Regions from separate parts of the Homo sapiens genome. Here region 1 is linked to region 2. Evidence: read pairs that join two places in POLR2A ChIA-PET (ENCODE). Cell type or tissue: A673. All regions are shown on one strand.

What was found. Peaks named below come from ENCODE experiments on the same cell type or tissue, not always from the same donor. Only the 100,000 strongest peaks of a DNase experiment are listed, where the experiment ranks them.
Region 1: POLR2A ChIA-PET joins it to region 2 with 9 read pairs; 2 of 35 experiments call an interaction of 5 or more read pairs at or near these places.

The regions. Positions count from the first base shown.
Region 1 is chr20:50,775,516-50,778,015 of GRCh38, reverse strand. No RefSeq gene overlaps it. Among named protein-coding and RNA genes, the nearest start is that of BCAS4, 18 kb to the left of the region's middle. In A673, no CTCF peak of the experiment used is centred here; DNase peaks (open chromatin) are centred at 285, 1,245 and 1,445; H3K4me3 peaks cover 1,364 bases; H3K27ac peaks cover 1,935 bases.
Region 2 is chr20:50,365,396-50,367,895 of GRCh38, reverse strand. LOC105372657 (a long non-coding RNA gene) reads right to left here. Exons shown (of 3, transcript XR_936837.3): 3 at 1-461. Among named protein-coding and RNA genes, the nearest start is that of LINC01271, 45 kb to the right of the region's middle. In A673, no CTCF peak of the experiment used is centred here; DNase peaks (open chromatin) are centred at 405 and 1,175; H3K27ac peaks cover 2,221 bases.

The DNA of each region.
Region 1 (2,500 bases), 410 kb before region 2:
TGCAGTGAGCCGAGATTGCACCATTGCACTCCAGCCTGGTGACAGGGCAAGATTCTGTCAAGAAAGAAAGAGAAAGGAAGGGAGGGAGGGAGGGAAGGAGGAAGGAGGGAAGGAAGGAAGGAAGGAAGGAAGGAAGGAAGGAAGGAAGGAAGGAAGGAAGGAAGGAAGGAAGGAAGGAAGGAAGGAAGGAGAGAGAGAAAATAGAGCAGAATAAATGACTAAATCCAAAAGTTGCTTCTTTGGAGGGGGGAAAAATGAAACAAAAAGCAAGCTAACCTAATCAAGAAAAGAAGGCAAAAGGCTCAAATGCACAAAATAAGAAATGATTAGGGGGAAATAACTATAGAAATAGAAGAAATGTAAATAATAATAGGAGACTGTTCTGCTTACATTTGAAATTTACAACTTGGATACGATGGCTAATTTCCTGGGAAAATATAATTTGGAAAGGCAGAAAATTTAAATAGACTGATTTCTTTAGGAGAATAACAACCCAAGAGAACACAGAATGAAAAAAAAGACACAAATTATAAGATAAAGTACTAGGCATATGCCACGTCAGAGATTTACAAGACTTACATTAGGTAAATTGTAAATAGTCCTGAGGAGAGGAGTCTGTCCAAATGAAAATGCTTATCATGTCCTTCCTAAAGTAATAGATAGATTTAATGTCACCCAAATAAAACAGGACAGGCATGGTGGCTCATGCTTGTGATCTCAGCACTTTGGGAAGCTGAGGCAGATGAATCCCTTGAGACCAGGAATTCGAGACCAGCCTGGTCAGCTTGGTGAAACCCCATCTCTACTAAAAATACAAAAATTGGCCAGACTTGGTGGTGCATGCCTGTAATCCCAGCTACGGGAAGCTGAGGCAGGAGAATCACTTGAACTCGGGAGGCGGAGGTTGCAGTGAGCCGGGATCACGCCACTGCATCCAGCCTCGGTGACAGAGCTAGACTCCGTCTCAAAAATAATAATAATAATAATAATAAATAAAATAAAATAATTTTTAAAAAATGGCTGGATACGGTGGCATGCACCTGTGGTCCCAGCTACCCTGGATGCTGAGGTAGGAGGATCACTTGAGCCCAGGAGATGAGGCTGTAGTAAGCTATGATGGCGCCACTGCACTCCAGCCTGGGTGACAATGAGAGACTGAGACCCTGTCTCAAAACAAAGAGGAAAAACAATGACGGGGACATGGTTGGGAGAATAATGGTCCTCCAGAGTTGTCCACTTCCTGATGCCCGGAGCCTGTGAATATGCTCTTACCTGGCAAGAGGGAATGAAGGTTGCAGGTGGAACTTAGGTTGCTGGTCAGTTACTGCTGAGATGGGCAGATTATCCAGGTGAGCCCATTATAACCACAGGGATTCTTGGAAGCGGAAGAGGGAGGCAGCGTGAGAAAGACTCAGCCAGCCACTGAGGGCTCTGAAGGAAGGAAAGCAAGAGCCAGGGAACACCCGGCTGCCTGCAGAGGCTGGAAAGGGCAGAGAGCAGAGCCTCCCTGACAGTCTCCAGAGAGGAGACTTCACAATCCTGTGGACACCTTCATTCTAGTCCATGAGAACCCTTTTGGACTTCTGCCCTCCAGAAATGTAAGATATTAAATCTATGTTGTTTTAAGCTATTAAGTTACAGAAACAATAGTAAACTAAGATAGGAGGTTAGACCTACCCAATATTAAAACTCGCTATAAATCCTCAATAATTAAAATGGTATGGAAATGGGTGGGGGTGGTGGTTCATGCCTGTAATCTCAGCACTTTGGGAGGCCAGGACAGGTGGATCACTGGAGGCCAGGAGTTCGAGACCAGCCTGGCCAACATAGCAAAACCCCGTCTCTACTAAAAATACAAAAAAATTCGTTGGGTGTGGTGGCCTGCACTTGTAATTCCAGCTACTATGGAGGCTGAGGCACGAGAATCGCTTGAACCTGGGAGGTGGAGGTTGCAATGAGCTGAGATCGTACCACTGCACTCCAGCTGGGGTGACAGAGCCAGACTCTGTCTCAAAAAATGTAGATATATATTTATATATAAATATATGATATATATTTATATATAAATATATGATATATATTAATATATAAATATATGATATATATTAATATATAAATATATGATATATATTAATATATGATATATATTTATATATAAATATATGATATATATTTATATATAAATATATGATATATATTATATATAAATATATGATATATATTTATATATAAATATATGATATATATTTATATATAAATATATGATATATATTTATATATAAATATATGGAATATATTTATATATATGGAATATATTTATATATGAATATATAGAATATATTTATATATATGAATATATAGAATATATATATATGAATATATAGAATATATTTATATTTATATATATATATATATATATATATATATATATATATATATATGGAAATCTTTGGAGAGACAGAATGAGAAAGCAGAATACCAAGTCTAGAGATAGATTTAA
Region 2 (2,500 bases):
CTGTGTGGACTCCCAGTCTTGAGCTTGCCAAATGCCAGCCTTTGGGGGCACCTCATGAGCACCAGGAGTTGTGCTTATGGTAGACACAGCACGGGTTGCCCACCCATGACTCCTTCGCTGACGGGATTCAGTTTTGTTGGTTGTGCATCTACTCAGGAGCTCAGGGACGGTGGCTATTCCTCGCCCCGGCTTCAGAGTGAGTTATAGGTCCAAGCCAACTGCAGTCATTCTCATTCCTCCATCAGTGACTGGTTTGGAATTATAGATGTAACGCCATCTTGGCCAATAAGAAGTCTGCAGATCTGCAGGGGGGAAATTTGGGAACAATTTTCTCCATCATGAAAGGAGACACAGGGGAAAAAATGCCCTCCTCCTCTTTGCTTGATTTTATCATGTCCCAGTGTGATGCCTGGAGCCACAGCAGCTGTCTTGAAACCATGAGGAGACATGTCCATAAATTGCTGAGAATGGCATAGCAGGAAGAAGAAAAGAATGTGAATCACTGGTTACATCTTTATGCCTCCAAATGAAACAACCCTGTTAAATAAAATTATAAGTCCTCTAGCTTTTTTTTCCCTCCTTTAGTCAAGTGTTCTGCTCCTTGCGGCTGAAAACATTCTGACTGAGAAAGTGTTCTTATGCACTATCTCACTTAATCCTCTCGTAAACCTCTGAGGTTGATATTACTATTATAGCCATTTTACAATAAAGAAACGGAGGCTTTTGGCAGTAAACGACTTTTCCAAGGTCACAAGGACAGTGAGTTACAGAGCTGGGATTGGAGTCAAGGCTCAAGGGTTGATCTGAGAGTGCAACTGAGCTATACCACAATTTCCTTTTAAAAGTCTTTCCCCTAACACGTTTTTAGTAGGGAACCATAACCCTGTTCTTATTTTTCTCTGGAAAACTGTGATTATGGTTGGTGGGAAATTTAGAGTGGGCTGCGTTTCTTTGTACACAGTTAATGGCTTTGATTATATGTTTCTGGCTTCTTTATTCTGAGAAAGGCTGCCATTGGCTGTGCAATATAATCAAATCATTTCTTATGTAAACAGCCATCTGGCACAGAGCCAGGGCAGTTCCATCAGCAGGAAGGTGAAAATGAAACTGTGTTGCCAGCCCCGGAAAGCAATCTGCTATTCAGCAGGAAAAGATCAAGGGTTAATGACATGGAGTTGGGCAAAGGCTGTTGCTGTGGCTCTGAGCATTATCAGGAGGCGGGGAACAAAGAATGGTTGTTAAATGGGTTTGTTACAAAAGTTATTTCCTAATGTAATTCATGCAATGCTTGCCAAACACCAGGCATATCCTTAGAAAGCAGAAGGGAACAAAAGGAAGGAAGGAAGGAAGGAAGGAAGGGAGGGAGGGAGGGGAAGGAGGGAGGGAGGGAGACTTTTATAGTCAATTATAAGACTCTTAGAAAGAATTACTATCCTTAATATACAAAGAGTTCTTGCAAAACAATAAGAAGAGGTAAACACCGTATTAAAAACCCACTATTCTGGCAGGCGAGGCAGCTCATGCCTATAATCCCAGCACTTTGGGAGGCCGAGGTGGAAGGATTGCTTGAGCCCAGGAGTTTAAGACCAGCCTGGGTAACACAGAAAGATCTCATCTCTACAAAAAATAAGGAAAATTAGACAGGTGTGGTGGCATATGCCTGTAGTCCCAGCTACTTGGGAGGCTGATGTAGGAGCTGAGATGGTGCCACTGCACTCCAGCCTGGGAGACAAAGGGAGACACTGCCTCAGAAAAAAAGAAAAAAAAGTATGAAGACAAGTTCCACCCCACCAGTTATCAATGATAAGCTACAATGATATGTCATTTTCTGCCTATCAGATTAGAAAAGACAAAAAAGATTGGCAACTCTCAGTGTTGCAGAGTATGGGATAATGGGGATTCTCATACTGTCCCGAACGGACTCTACAAGGGTCTCTGGGAGCAGAATGGCAACAAGCACCATGCTGTTCACTGGGCAGAAATTTTAAAGCAACCTGGAAATTTAACTTGGGGGCATTTATTCTAATAGGCCAAGTAGTCTCTACGGGGAAGGTCGTTCATTGCAGCATTGTTTATAATAGTGAAAAATTGGGGGAAAAAATTCTGAAATGCCAAACTACAGAAGATTCATTAAGCAAACAATAGTCCTCATATAATGAAATGCTGTATTAAAAATTTATGAAATTGCATTAAATAAATATAAAACATTGTGTTAAGCTGTATTAAAAATACTCATTAAAATGGCAATATAGAGGGCCGGGTGTGGTGGCTCACACTTGTAATCCCAGCACTTTGGAAGGCCAAGGCGGGTGGATCACAAGGGCAGGAGTTTGAGACCAGCCTGACGAACATGGCAAAACCCCATCTCTACTAAAAATTCAAAAATTAGCCGGGCGTGGTGACGGGCGCCTGTAATCCCAGCTACTCGGGAGGCTGAGGCAGGAGAATGGCTTGAACCTGGGAGGCGGAGGCTGCAGTGAGCCGAGATCATGCCACTACA